2 separate regions of the Homo sapiens genome follow, and region 2 is linked to region 1. A link is a contact called in ENCODE Hi-C or POLR2A ChIA-PET data. All regions are on one chromosome and are shown on one strand. The core of a region is the stretch at or near the end of the contact, and the rest is flanking DNA. Distances in the headings are between cores, read along the strand shown.

The links. A loop is a pair of places that touch in the nucleus more often than their neighbours do. ChIA-PET counts read pairs that join two places held with the same protein, here RNA polymerase II (POLR2A). Pooled maps may share reads with other maps.
Region 2: a pooled map shows a loop between it and region 1 (2.1-fold over the local background). The contact joins the enhancer-like site here to the promoter of AAAS in region 1. A Hi-C loop is called at or near these places in 1 of 50 pooled maps. POLR2A ChIA-PET finds 5 or more read pairs at or near these places in 2 of 52 experiments (OCI-LY7 and activated CD4-positive, alpha-beta T cell).

What each region holds. Positions count from the first base shown.
Region 1 is chr12:53,318,095-53,324,914 of GRCh38, forward strand. AAAS (aladin WD repeat nucleoporin) reads right to left here and starts at 3,516. Exons shown (of 16, transcript NM_015665.6): 1 at 3,249-3,516; 2 at 2,471-2,598. The coding sequence starts at 3,371. RefSeq lists enhancers at 2,055-2,144, 3,363-3,552, 3,633-3,682, 5,695-6,428 and a silencer at 6,742-6,820.
Region 2 is chr12:53,598,749-53,605,568 of GRCh38, forward strand. ATF7-NPFF (ATF7-NPFF readthrough) reads right to left here. Exons shown (of 15, transcript NR_159377.1): 2 at 2,205-2,273. ATF7 (activating transcription factor 7) reads right to left here. Exons shown (of 12, transcript NM_006856.3): 2 at 2,205-2,273. The coding sequence starts at 2,252. Among named protein-coding and RNA genes, the nearest start is that of ATF7, 24 kb to the right of the region's middle. RefSeq lists a silencer at 5,144-5,344. Within about 2 kb of position 3,056, at least 5 of the 41 ENCODE cell types and tissues checked have a DNase peak (open chromatin) inside an H3K27ac peak, as active enhancers do; they include OCI-LY7, where a contact is called at or near this core.

The DNA of each region.
Region 1 (6,820 bases), core at 2,266-4,765:
CACGGCTCGCTGCAGCCTCAATCTCCTGAGCTCAGGTATTCTTGCCTCGGCCTCCCGAGGAGCTGAGACTACGGGTGCACACCATCATGCCCAGCTAATTTTTAAATTTTTTGTAGAGATGGGGTTTCAGTGTGTGTGTGTGTGTGTGTGCGTGTGTGTGTGTGTGTGTGTGTGTGTGTTAAGACGGAGTCTCACTCTGTCACCCAGGCTGGAGTGCAGTGGTGTGAACTCGGCTCACTGCAACCTCTACCTCCTGGGTGCAAGCAATTCTTGCACCTCAGCCTCCTGAGTAATTAGGATTACACACGGAGTTTCACCACATTGGCCAGGCTGGTCTCGAACTCCTGACCTCAAGTGATACACCCGCCTTGGCCTCCCAAAGTGCTGGGATTACAGGCATGAGCTTCCGCGCCCAGACTATCACTGCATTTTTAGATGAGAGAACAAAGGTGTGAAGAGGCTAATTAATATGAACAAGGTAATCTAAGTAGAAAGTAGCAGTCAGGATTCAACCATCTATCTACCCCAGAACCTATACTCAAACCACTTTTTCCTGAATGAGTAATATGATCATTCCTTAAAGTGAACCATCCAGAGAAGCAGATTTGGAGAGAGAAATAAAGAGACTGGATTTGAGCATGCTGAATATATGAAGTCTGCGAAATATTCAAGCAGGATAATTTGGCAAACACGTGAACACCAGGTCTGATGCATCAACTGGAAATCTAGCCCCAAGAACACCAACATTTAAGGGACATCAGGAAGAGGAGCCACCAAAAACCCTGAGAAGCAGCAGCCACAGAAGTAGGAGACAAGGAGCCTGGGAATGAATGGCTTTTCAACAAACTGATATTCAACTTCACACACACAGGCATGCCCATTAAACTGTACTGAAGTACCAAAGATCAAAGCTTGACAGCACATGTGTTGGAAAACAGGCACTCCCATACACTGCTGGTGGGACCATATACATGTACCATTTTGACAGAGGGCTATTTGGAACAGCTCACAAAATTACAGATGAACATACCCTCTGAGCCAGCAACTTAATTTCTAGGAATTTATCCTACAAATGGTAATGGTATTAATAAAAATATTAAGTAACCCTTTTTTTTTTTTTGAGACAAGGTCTCACTCAGTGCCACTGCACTGGCACAATCTTGGCTCACTACAACCTCCACCTCCCAGGCTCAAGTGATCCTCCTATACATAAGCCTCCCAAGTAGCTGGGAATAAAGGTGCATGCCACCATACCCAGCTAATTTTTGTACTTTTCTTGTAGAGAAAAGAACATGGTTTCGCCATGTTCCCCAGGCTAGTCTCAAACTACTAAGCTCAAGCAATCTGCTGGCCTCAGCCTACCAAAGCGCTGGGATTATAGGCGTGAGTCACTGTGCCTGGCATAAATAACCCTTAAAGGAATTAATATGTGCCATTAATAGGTCCAGGTGCAGTAGCTGTAATCTCAGCACTTTGGGAGGCCAAGGCAGGCCTGAGGTCAGGAGGCCAGACCACCCTGGCCAACATGGTGAAATCTCATCTCTACTAAAATACAAAAAGTTAGCTGGGCGTGGTGGCACATGCCTATAGTACCAGCTACTCGGGAGGCTGAGGCAGGGGAACTGCTTGAACCAGAGAGGCGGAGGCTGCAGTGAGCCGAGATCGCACCTCTGCACTCCAGCCTGGCAACACAGCAAGACTCCGTCTCAAAAAAAAAAAAAAAAAAAAAAAGAAAAAGAAAATGAGCCGGGCGCGGTGGCTCACGCCTGTAATCCCAGCACTTTGGGAGGCCAAGGCGGGCACATCATCTGAGGTCGGAAGTTCAAGACCAGCCTGACCAACATGGAGAAACCCTGTCTCTACTAAAAATACAAAATTAGCTGGGCGTGGTGGCACATGCCTGTAATCCTAGCTACTCGGGAGACTGAGGCAGAAGAATCGCTTGAACCTGGGAGGTGGAAGTTGCAGTGAGCTGAGCACGCCACTGCACTCCAGCCTGGGCAACAAGAGTGAAACTCCATCTCAAAAAAAAAAAAGAAAATGAAACCAGGTAGTGTAGCTCCACTCCTACAAGTGCAAAGTGGATGACCTATGTAGGAGATTATTCAGTGCAACCTTATATCTGATCTTGCTGAGCTTCAGGTAAAAGCTCAGAAGTGGTAATGCCATGAGGTGGGGGCAGGGAGCAGGTTCACCTAATCAAGCCAGAAAGCAAGGCAAGTTACTAGAGATGAAATGGAAGTACTTTTTCCATAGTGTTCCTGGGAAGGGCAAGGAAGGGAACCTGACATTTATTGAGCATTTGAGTTCTATAATAAGGACTAAAAATTTCATATGATTTAGGATATACAGCTCTCGTGGAGACAGCCTGAATAAAAGTCTTTTGAAGAACACCCCAAGGTAAAGGGGTGTTGACTCATTTTCCAGGATCTGCAGACTGTGACCCAGGAAACCCTTTGCCATGCCTCACCAAATGTTGATGCATCTCTTCCACACTTGCTCCCGGTGATGGATGAAGGCAGTTCTTGTGCCATGGTCCAGCCTTCCAGGGGTCTTTAGGGGATCCTTTGTCAGTTGTAGGACAGGAAGATTGATCCACTATAGCACAAAAGTGAGGAGTGTGACGGTGATTCAGTCTCTTCCCAAATCTTTAATTCCGTGCCATCTCCAACCCACCGCTGGGCTAAGTATAAGAGATTCCAGAGGTCTGTTTCCCATTTCCACAAAGCTAACACTTGTGAGAATGGGAAACAAGTCTTAGCTCCCGTATCTGTGCAACTAGAATAATATTTCATAGGGTTGCTGTGATTATGAAACCATATGACATTTTTAGAAAACACCTGACTCAGCCTCTTTCTTACATAGCAAACGCTCAATAAATGTCAGTTTCCCTTCCTTGTCCTTCCCAGGAACACCATGGAAAAAAGTTCCATGTTGTATCCTTCTGATCCTCCCCAGATACTGTCCCCAACTTTTAGATAGTTCTCCCGCATCCTCACACTCCCTAGATTCTCCCTCATTCTCTCCATTCCCTCTAGGCCTCCTCCACAGCTCCTTAACCGTTCCCCCGTTATACTCCAATCCCAGTCCTAAAACAGATTCCAGCCCTTCTAGCCTCCTGCCGGGGCCAAGCTGTTTCCACTCCGCCAGACTCTGTGACCCTGCCCCTGTCACACTGCCTCCTTTCCCCAGTAGTCCCCGACTCCGCCCCCATGCCTGTAGGTCCCCTCCCTCCTCGCCCTGGCCACCTGGCCCCGGAAGTCGGGGGGCGGGCTCTCATAGCTACTGCCCGTCACCAGCTCGTTATTGTGCTCATATAGGGTGACTTGACCCCGAGGCGGTGGAGGAGGGAACAACCCCAGAGAGCACATCTTGCCGGTTCGCAGGACGTCTGCAGTCGGCAAACTCCTGGCCGGAACGGCACAGACCGCACTCCCGCAACTCGGTTCCCGGGCTAGATTCGTATGCGGACGGGTACCGCAAGGGACAAACGGCGAGGCGGAACTCAACGGAAGTGAAGAAAAGACTAACGGGAAAGAAGGACGAGTACGCGGTCCCGGGACAGACCTCCAAAGCTTCTTCCTGCGCCCCCTGGCGGCCGGAGGGGGAGCAGCGCGGACACGTCCCCCGGCCAACCGTTGGTTACCAGGCTGGAGTGGGGTTTTTTTCTGTTGTTTTCCATGAGACTACTGTTTTTCCCAGCTCCGAATTCCCGAACACCTTCTCCCACTCACTATCTTAGCGCTTAGAAAGCCCGAAATAAGCCACATTCAGGGAAGTACCAAATTAATCCTCCCAGGCCTGTGGATCACCCAGAGGAAAATACAGGCTATGTCACAGGCAGCTGGCTGGAAAGCTGAGGGAAAAGCCTCAGAGAGGAGGAACAGTGCTGCACCCACACGGTTAGGCGTCCTGGAAAGGGAGGTGGGGACGGTTGGAAAACTAACATTTCCTGCCAGGCGCGGTGGCTCACGCCTGTAATCCCAGCACTTTGGGAGGTCGAGGTGGGTGGATCATCTGAAAGGAGTTCGCAGACTAGCCTGGCCAACATGCTGAAAACCCCATCTATACTAAAAATACAAAAATTAGTCGGGCGTGGTGGCGGGCACCTGTAATCCCAGCTAATCGGGAGGCTGAGGCAGGAGAATCTCTTGAACTCCGGAGGGGGAGGTTGCAGTGAGCCAAGATCGCACCATTGCACTCCAGCCTGGGTAACAAGAGGGAAACTTCGTCTCAAAAAGGAAAACTTTATTTTATTTTATTTTTTTGAGAGACAGGGTCTCGCTCTATTGCCCAGGATGAAGGCAGTGGTGCTATCTCAGCTCACTGCAACCTCTGCCTCCCCGGTTCAAGCGATTATCCTGCCTCAACCTCTGGAGTAGCTGGGATTACAGGCATGCTTCACCACGCCCAGCTAAGTTTGTATTTTTAGTAGAGACGAGGTTTTACCATGTTGGCCAGGCTGGTCTCAAACTCCTGACCTCAAGTGATCTGCCTGCTTTGGCCTCCCAAATTGCTGGGATTACAGGCCTGAGCCACCTTGCCGGGCTGCAAAACTATTTCCTGAGCACTTGTTACGATAAGTGCTTTTATAATCTTTACAACCCCATAAGGTGGGTGCTGTTCTGTCACCATGAGGAAAGTGAGTCACAGAGAGATTGGACCTAGATACACCCAAACCAGTTATTCTCACTTAAGAATAAAAGTAAGGCTGGGTGTGGTAGCTCACACCTGTAATCCCAGCACTTTGGGAGGCCGAGGCTGATCTCTTGAGCCCAGGAGTTCAAGACCAGCTTGGGCAAAATAGCAAGACCCTGTATCTACAAAAAATTCAAAAGTTAGCCAGCGTGGTGGTGGCAAGCGTCTTTAGTCCAGCTACTCAGAAGGCTGAGATAGGAGAATCCAGACTACAATGATCCAAGATAGCACCACTGCACTCCAGCCTGGGTCAAAGAGCGAGACCCTGTCAAGCAAGCCAGAGAGAAAGAGCCGGGCGCGGTGGCTCACGCCTGTAATCCCAGCACTTTGGGAAGCTGAGGTGGGCTGATCCCCTGAGGTCGGGATTTCGAGACCAGCCTGACCAACATGGAGAAACCCCATCTCTACTAAAAAATACAAAACCAGCCAGGCATTGTGGTGCATGCCTGTAATCCCAGCTACTCGGGAGGCTGAGGCAGGAGAATCCCTTGAACCTGGAAGGCGGAGGTTGCAGTGAGCAGAGATCGCGCCACTGCACTCCATCCAACCTGGGCAACAAGAGCGAAACTCCGTCTCAAAAAAAAAAAAAAACAAAAAACAAAACAAAACAAAAAAAAATGGGAGGGAAGGGAGAGGGAGAAAGAAAGGAAAGAAAGAAAGAGAATGGGGGCCCCTCTTACAGACTTTGGAAAAAACATTGAATTCTTTGAGTCTCACTTTTCTCATTTGCAGTGTCCTAATTATTTCATATGGTTGTTTTCCATACAAAATAATAAAATGAAGCTATTTAATAAATTTTAAAGTGCTAAACAAATGTCAGAGGTTAATAGCTATAACTGTGCCATCAACTAGGTGACCTTGGTCAGAGTTCATTAACAAATGTTAAGTGATTTGAAGATGTAGAAGGCTGTCCCCACTCCCAAGAGCTACCAGTCTCATTGAATAATCTAGGGGGCATTTAGTTCTAGTATTCTGGATTCCGTGTCTGCCCTTCTTTTTCACCTGAAAAATTCCCCCCAAGAGAGTTATTACCAGGTCAGAAAACAAAGGGCTCCAGAGTCTCCTGAAAATGCACTTCACCTGAGAAGGCAAGTGGATCTCCTCTAATCTAGTACTTCTCAACTGTTAAGGGACATAGGAATCACCTGAGCATCTCCTAAGGTGGCGCTCAGAGGCTATAGTTCCAAAGAATCCCCAGCTGATACTGCACAGACCACATTTTAAGTAGCAAGGCTCTAACCTAGCGGTCCCCAACTTTTTGGCACCAGGTTTAGTGGAAGACAGTTTTTCCAGGGGGAGCGGGGGAGGGAATGGTTTGGGGATGAAACTGTTACACCTGAGATCATCAGGCATTAGTTGGATTCTCATAAAAAGCGGGCAACCTAGGTCCTTCACGTGCGCAGTTCACAACAGAGTTCGCGCTACTATGAGAATCTAATGCCGCTGATCTGACAGGAGGCGGAGCTCAGCTTGCTCAGCTCGTCTCCGGCTGTGCGGTTCCTTTACAGGCCACCGACACGACGGGCCGTGGCGCGACCCCTGCTCTAACCTTTTCCCATAGCCCCATTTAATTTCCTATGTGAGTTCACCGTCACCTGGGAAGTCACAGAAAGCTTGAAGAACATAAGGTATACACTGGGGATGGTTTGGGGAACCTGGCTGGGAAAGCCTCCCTGAGAAGGGGAAGTGGGCAGGTTTGAGGGAGAGGAAGTCGGTGACTGACAGATTAGTGGAGAGCACTGAGGACCCACGATAGTTTCCGTTTGTACCTTAGTCGTAACACCATCCAAACCCAGATACCCCTAGGAAAAATCACTCCGGCCTGCAACTTGCATCCTTCGATGAAACCTCGATTTTCACCATCAGGTTATAATGATCGGTTAGGTGCCTGCTTCTTACCCTGTAAGGTGAACTGGAGAGAAGGAACAGTGCTGTTCCGCCCGCTGCCCCCGCCCTGGCCTGGCACAAGTACTGTCCCCTCCTCCATACTGCTTATTTAACGTTTGTGGAACGCTTTTCACCATTTGCGGGTTCTAGAAAGGCCCAAGTCCAGGCCCGGCGCGCTCACCCAGTAACTTCACCAGGGGGCGCGGCTGGCCAGGCAACGCAGCGACCGTGACCC
Region 2 (6,820 bases), core at 1,806-4,305, 280 kb after region 1:
AGATGCTTTTCTCATATATTCCTTATTTTTATCTTCTATTTTTACTTCTTTGCAAAGTCCTTGTCTGGGTTGTTTTAAGCATATAACATATATGAGGAGTTCAGGAGTAGTTTAAACAATAAGTGAAGAAAAATAATGGTAAGTATTAGAAAAATAAATCTTTTCACCAAAAATGCCTATTTTTCAACTAAAAGCAAGAAGTGAAAAAGGTACAAGGTATCGGTCATAAGCATCATAGTAAATAGTATTATCTAATTCCATGTAAAAATTTGGAGAGATCATTTTTAAATTTATTTATTTTGAGACAGTGTCTCGCTCTGTTGCCCAGGCTAGAGTGCAGTGGCATGATCATGGCCCACTGTAGCCTTGAACTCCTGGACTCTCAAGTGATCCTCCTGCATCAGCCTCCCAAGTAGCTGGGACTACAGGCGTGTGCCACCATGCCTGGCTAATTTTTAAATTTTTTTTTTTTGTAAAGACAGGGTCTCACTATATTGTCCAGGCTGGTCTCAAACTCCTGAGCTCAAGCAATCACCCTGCCTTGGACTCTGAAAGTGCTGGGATTACAGGCATGAGCCATACCAGGCTAGGAGAGATCATTTTTAGAAATGTATTTCAATAAAGCTGTCTGAAAAGTGAAACAAATGTATTCTATTTTCCCAACTGGCTTTTACTGCAAATATTTATATACATCCATATATAAATGGAGATATATATATATTCTATATATATATATGAAATCACATGGGGAAACATGTAGTAAATAATAAAGTTGAAAACTTTGACATGAAAGGAAATACACCCTAGGATGGCAAATACTGCAGAATATGATGCCTTTTTTGGTCTTTTGTCAAAATTTTAGCATTTACTGGAATTTGGAATCTTCCTTCTGTTCATTCCTTGTCACCACCCCCATTTTATCTACCTCTCAAATTCATAGGAATCTCTGAAATTTAACTCTTCTTTTTGTCCAGATATTTACAATGTTTAATATAACTAGTGTGTAATCTCACACACCACCAGTAAGTGTCAGTGGACAGTCACATGACATATTCCTAAGTGAACAGAAACTCAACCCTTTGAGTTCTATAAAACAAATTAATGAAGGCAAATAAAACTTCCTTCGTATTCCTTTCTTCATCCTTTGTGGAACATGGCAATAGAGGAAGGTCTAGGAAGAAGAGTTAAGAAGATGCAAAATGAAAAAAAAAGGCGATTTCAACAAAATTACTTTATTAAAAAAGCATATGATGAAAAATGACATACAATATACACATATGAATATAATTACGTGACAGCTGACATACAGAACAATGCATTTATGGCATTAGACAGAGAAAATGTTTATATAATGCTGTGAGATCTCAAGTTCTCTATTGGATTCGTCTTTCCTAGATAGGTATCTGCTGTAGCTGCTAACAATGATTTTCTGGATCAACAGTCAAAAGAAATTTTTTTTTCCTTATTTAAAAAATCCAAATAGATTCTGGCAAATTGAGGTTCACAATGAGTGGGTACATTATCAGCTGCCTCTCCAAATATGTTAAGCAGACTTTTATATCCATGCAGGTTGAAGAGAAAACATTTCTTTCTTTCTTTTTTTTTTTTTGAGACGGAGTTTCGCTCTTGTCACCCAGGCTGGAGTGCAGTCGCACAATTTCGGCTCACTGGAACCTCCACCTCTTGGGCTCAAGCCATTCTCCTGCCTCAGCCTCCTGAGTAGCTGGGATTACAGGCATGTGCCACCACACCCAGCTAATTTTGTATTTTTAGTAGAGATGGGGTTTTGGCCAGGCTGGTCTCCAACTCCTGACCTCAGGTGATCTGCCCATCTCGGCCTCCCAAAGTGCTGGGATCACAGGCGTGAGCCACCGCGCCCGGCATGAAGAGAAAACATTTCTAAACTTGCTTTGTATTTAGATGGACAGCTTTAGAAAGGAGGAGACAGCAACATGTATTTTTCCATACTGTGTGGTGGGAAACAAACACCAGTAGAATAACAATATGGAAGACAGCAAGGCAGATTTCATTACGGTAGAGTGCCTACACTTCCTCATAACTTGGATTTACACACTGCAAATCCTCTGATCTGATTACCTCCAGTGATCACGTAAAATACTGGCTTTAAACTCTTTGCCTTAGTGATAAAACAGCCACTTTGATTCACAACGAGACATTCACAATAAAGTATATTGTAAACGTACCTGTCCACAGCCCGGGGCATTGCACACAAACGGTCTGTCGTCTCCCATATTTCATATAGCAGAGAGGAGCTGAGGAGGGGGAGGTGAGGGAAAAAGTTATGTTAAATATGCTGGAGCAAAAAAAAAAAAAAAGTGCTTCAAAAATATCAACCCTAGAAACAGGTGTTCCACGAATGCCATCTATCAAAGTTGTAAACACAGGCTACTTTGGGGAGACCCATTAGACAGGTGGCATATGATCTACTGTGTCTCAACTGAAACTTTTAATTAGAAAGAATGAGATCTAAATAGTCAAGGAATTTCAAACCTTTGCTAGATTTTCCCTCTTTCTACTACAGTATATAACACACTTCTCCAGTCTGTTGAATTACAACTAGTGCAGTTCCTTATGTCAATAAATTCACTGAACGCTCGATGCGGAAGCCATATTTCTGAACGAGAGAAGACCAAAATTTGTCATTTAATTAATTAAGGGATTATAGGAGGGGTGCTCCATTTTACAGGGCCATAATCTGGCTCCCTGGTGTATAAACTACGAGACTGTTGGCAAGGGCTGTTTATCCCATATTATTGCCAAAGAAAACAAAGCACCCATCCTATTGGGCTACATGGGAAATGGCTTTCATTAATAAAAAAATAAAAATAAAAACCGGGAGCCTCCTCCTCCCCCCACCAATCGTCTGTGGCAAATGGAGAAGTATCGATGCCCTTCCCCCTTCTGATTCTATTTACGGCTAGGTTTTTAAAAGCAGCAATAAAACAAATGTCGACTCTTTGGGGGTTTACTGGGTGAACATGTTCCGGCTGTTTGTGCTGCTTTCGGCCAGTGTTCTTGGGCTGCTCTGTTGCAGCCAACAGATGTGTGCTGCTGCAGGGGATGAAAGAAATGGCACTAAAAGGCATCACCATCTATCCCTTCTATTTCTCTGAAGACTTTAACAGGGTTTATACCGTTTTATAAATTATTGAAGCTAAACTCTCAAAGTGTTTATTGAAATTCTTTGTTGAAGAACAATAATTCCAATCTGAATGTGTGGGAGAAATTTCTCATATTCCAACTAGGAATAAAAATAGAAGTGGAGATGGATAAAGATTAGAAATGCAAATCATAGTAAAAAACAATTCCTAAAAGATAAACTGTATTTTGGAAGGTGGAAGAGAAAAATGGAGTGGGGGGTAAAATAGTCTTATAAACTCCTAAAGGATATTTTCAAACATCCTTCCATGAAAGAGAAAGGTATACAAAAGAATACGAACGAGGGAAGATGAGAGAGGAACTACAATTTGAATATGCCTGCAAGTGACTTCAGAACTGTAACCAAATTTCAAATTTTTATCTTGGAAATAAACTGAAATGTCAGGACAATCTGTCAGGCTCGCGTTGAAATAAAATGTTAACGTGCTAGACTGAATCTGGTAATCGGAAAACCATGCTTAAAACTCAGAGGGTAGCTAGGTAACATCTCTCCTACTCTCTTAGGACTCACTGTGGGGTTAGAAACCAGTATTTCTCGTTGTCTAATCAGTAATTCCACAACTAATCGGTGTTTAAAATTGTGGGGTGCCCCATAAAATAGAAGGGGTTTCTTGGTCATCTTTCAGTGTGATAGAAACATGGTCTAACTAGGAAGGAAAATGATGCTACAGCACTACTGTAATGGAACAGAGCCTATACGTACATACATGTACATGGATTTATATCACATTTAGCCAGGATAAATTGCTTCAATAAATTCTGTTCCTAGGAGAGGCCAGCTCAAGCTGATGATTGGGTACTGGGAAATGAGAGCTTCATTCTTCTTCACACAGCCCCAGGATGAGGGGGGTTTTCTGGTTGGTTGGTTTGTTTTAAATACATGATTTTTTTAGCACTTTCGGGAACTACAACATGCTACAAAAAATAAATACAAGTAAACAAAAGTAAATAAATGCAATGACCAGGACCATTAAGGCTGAAAACTTAGAGCATGTCTGGAAAGCAATTCATCTCTGCAAAAATTCCTAACTCCTGTGCTAGAGAAAATTTCACTACATGTCCCAGAATCTGCTTTCCTAATATAATCACAAAATGAGAATTTTATTTCAACGAGGTCCTCTAATATATTTTCAACCAGGAAGTAAACTACAAGGGCTAGAGTAGACACAACACAAGGATCAGGCAGGATTCCTTACTTTTATCTTGATTCTGTTATTTGATGCTAAATTTTCTCATTTTTCTACCTATTTAGAGGAGGGAAAGAGTTCTTGCTGAGAAGTGGGACAGTATTGGCATAGGAAGTGGTGAAATAAATTCTGGAATGGCTTCCCTCAAACCACAAAATTCAAAATGTAACTTGCCTTTGCACAATCACATCACACTATATGGCTTCCAAATTTTATTTAGTGGCACACTTACTAGAAAATAGAGATGAAAAATCATGACTTTCTGAAAGAAAAAAAAACAAAAACAAAAAAATTTGGGGGGAAAAAGCATTAAAATCTAACAGAAGTAAGTATTTTCATTGCTCTTAAATATTCAACTGACAGCCACTAACTAGGATTTCCTGCTTCCTTCTAAATTTGCTGGCCTTTGTTTTACCATTTTCACCAAAGGGAGATCACAATGAGAGGAAGAAGCCTCTCTTCTTAAACACCCACAATTATTCTTAAATCTTTCCCTCAATCTCTTGCCTCTTGTCGTTTCCATTATTCTTGTTTAAAATTTTTTTCACTCTAAAGTGATTTTTAAAATTTAAGTATTTAACAAAAATAAGAATGATCTGTCTCCCCATTAAAAAAAAAAACACAGCTAACACCTTTTTTAAAAAAATTTCTCCTTCACTCCTGGTCTGCTGCATCAATTGCTACATATAAAGAATGTCATTTTGCTGATTTCTATCTAACACTTAAAACAAATCTTTAATTATCAGTGAGGTCTCACTGATGCCATCTCAAAAACAAAAAGCAACACATTTCTGTAGTGTAAACAGACTGAGACATAAAGGGAAATCTTGAAAAACAATGCTGCCACTCACTAGAATTTAACTCACAGCTCATTTATAACCATACTGCTTGACAAGCAGATCATGTGTCTGGGCATGGCACTCAGTGTGTCATCTCCTTCCCAACCTATTCTTCAGGATGAAACATAAGCATTTTATAGAACTAAACAATAAATGACAGAAGAGGGATACACACATTAAGAAGCACTGACAAGGAGAAGTGGGATGCTTTCAGCAAACATCTTAGAACAGGGAAGACAAAGATGCATAAAAAAGCTGTCCTAGAGGCCAACATCTGCAGAAAAGGCTCAGGTACTCAGTCACCAGAATTTTTTAAATGATTAAAAAAACTTAATACTTACTCAAAAGAGAAAGTTACGTAAATGCTGGGAGAGAACTGAAGAAAACCCAAGATTTAGAGAATGATTTTTAATAACTGAGATAATTTCATAAAATCTCAGAGGTAGATCCTAAAATGGTCACTGTGTAAGAAAACAGATTATTTATGTATATCTAGATATATGTCTATATCTATATATTTTAATAGACTAAGCATGGAGTCTGTCACTGAGGACTACAAAGTAAATTCTCTAAACCTCGTGTGATATTACCATTACAATATAATTTAATAAGAAAAAAGAATGCAGATATGGTGTGATGTGATCTTTTCTCTAGTAACCAACTGATGTTAATAAGATGGCCCAACTCTAAGCAAGGAATAAAAGCCACATACAAACACATCCAGGGGCCTGTTATCAGGTTCCTAATGACAAAAAGCAGATACTGCTAGGTACAAAAAAATTAGAAGGATAATGCACTGTAAGTATCAAAGAGTCATAAAAATCTAGAAGATGTTAAGATTAGCTATCATTCATTCATTCATTAATTCATTCAGAAACCACTAATAAGGAACTACCAAGTGCTAGGCAAAGTGGATATAAAAACAAAAAGACAATAGGCCTTTACACAAAAATAATATTTTACTCATCTGTCATGAAAGAAATCATCATCATTAAGAATGATGGCTTAATTTACAAGTTCAATTAGTCAGAGGTTGATCAGTATACATATCATTTAGACGCTATGTATATGGTCATTTATCAAATTATTTTGCTAGCAACTCCAGATTATAAAAAAGAGGAGTTAACAGTCTTAGTAAAAGATTTAATAAGGAGCCAGGCACGGTGGTTCATGCCTGTAATCCCAGCACTTTGGGAGGCGGAGGCAGGCAGATCACCCGAGGTCAGGAGTTTGAGACCAGCCTGACCAACATGGTGAAACCCTGTCTCTACTAAAAATACAAACATTAGCCAGGCATGGTGGCGCATGCCTGTAATCCCAGCTACTTGGGAGGCTGAGGCAGGAGAATTGCTTGAACCCAGGAGGCAGAGTTTGCAGTGAGCTGAGATTGCGCCATTGCACTCCAGCCTGGGCAACAAGAGTGAAATTCTGTCTCAAAAAAAAAAAAAAAAAAAAGATTTAAGAAGGAAGAAGTTTGAAATTAATAACCGTAATTTGCTTTTTGGATTATACACATTTAGTGAGTTTTAAAATTCATTAATTCACCAAATAATTTACTCAGTGCCTAAGCACAGTGCCATATGCCCTAGGCCCAAGTAATTCAAGAGTAAATGA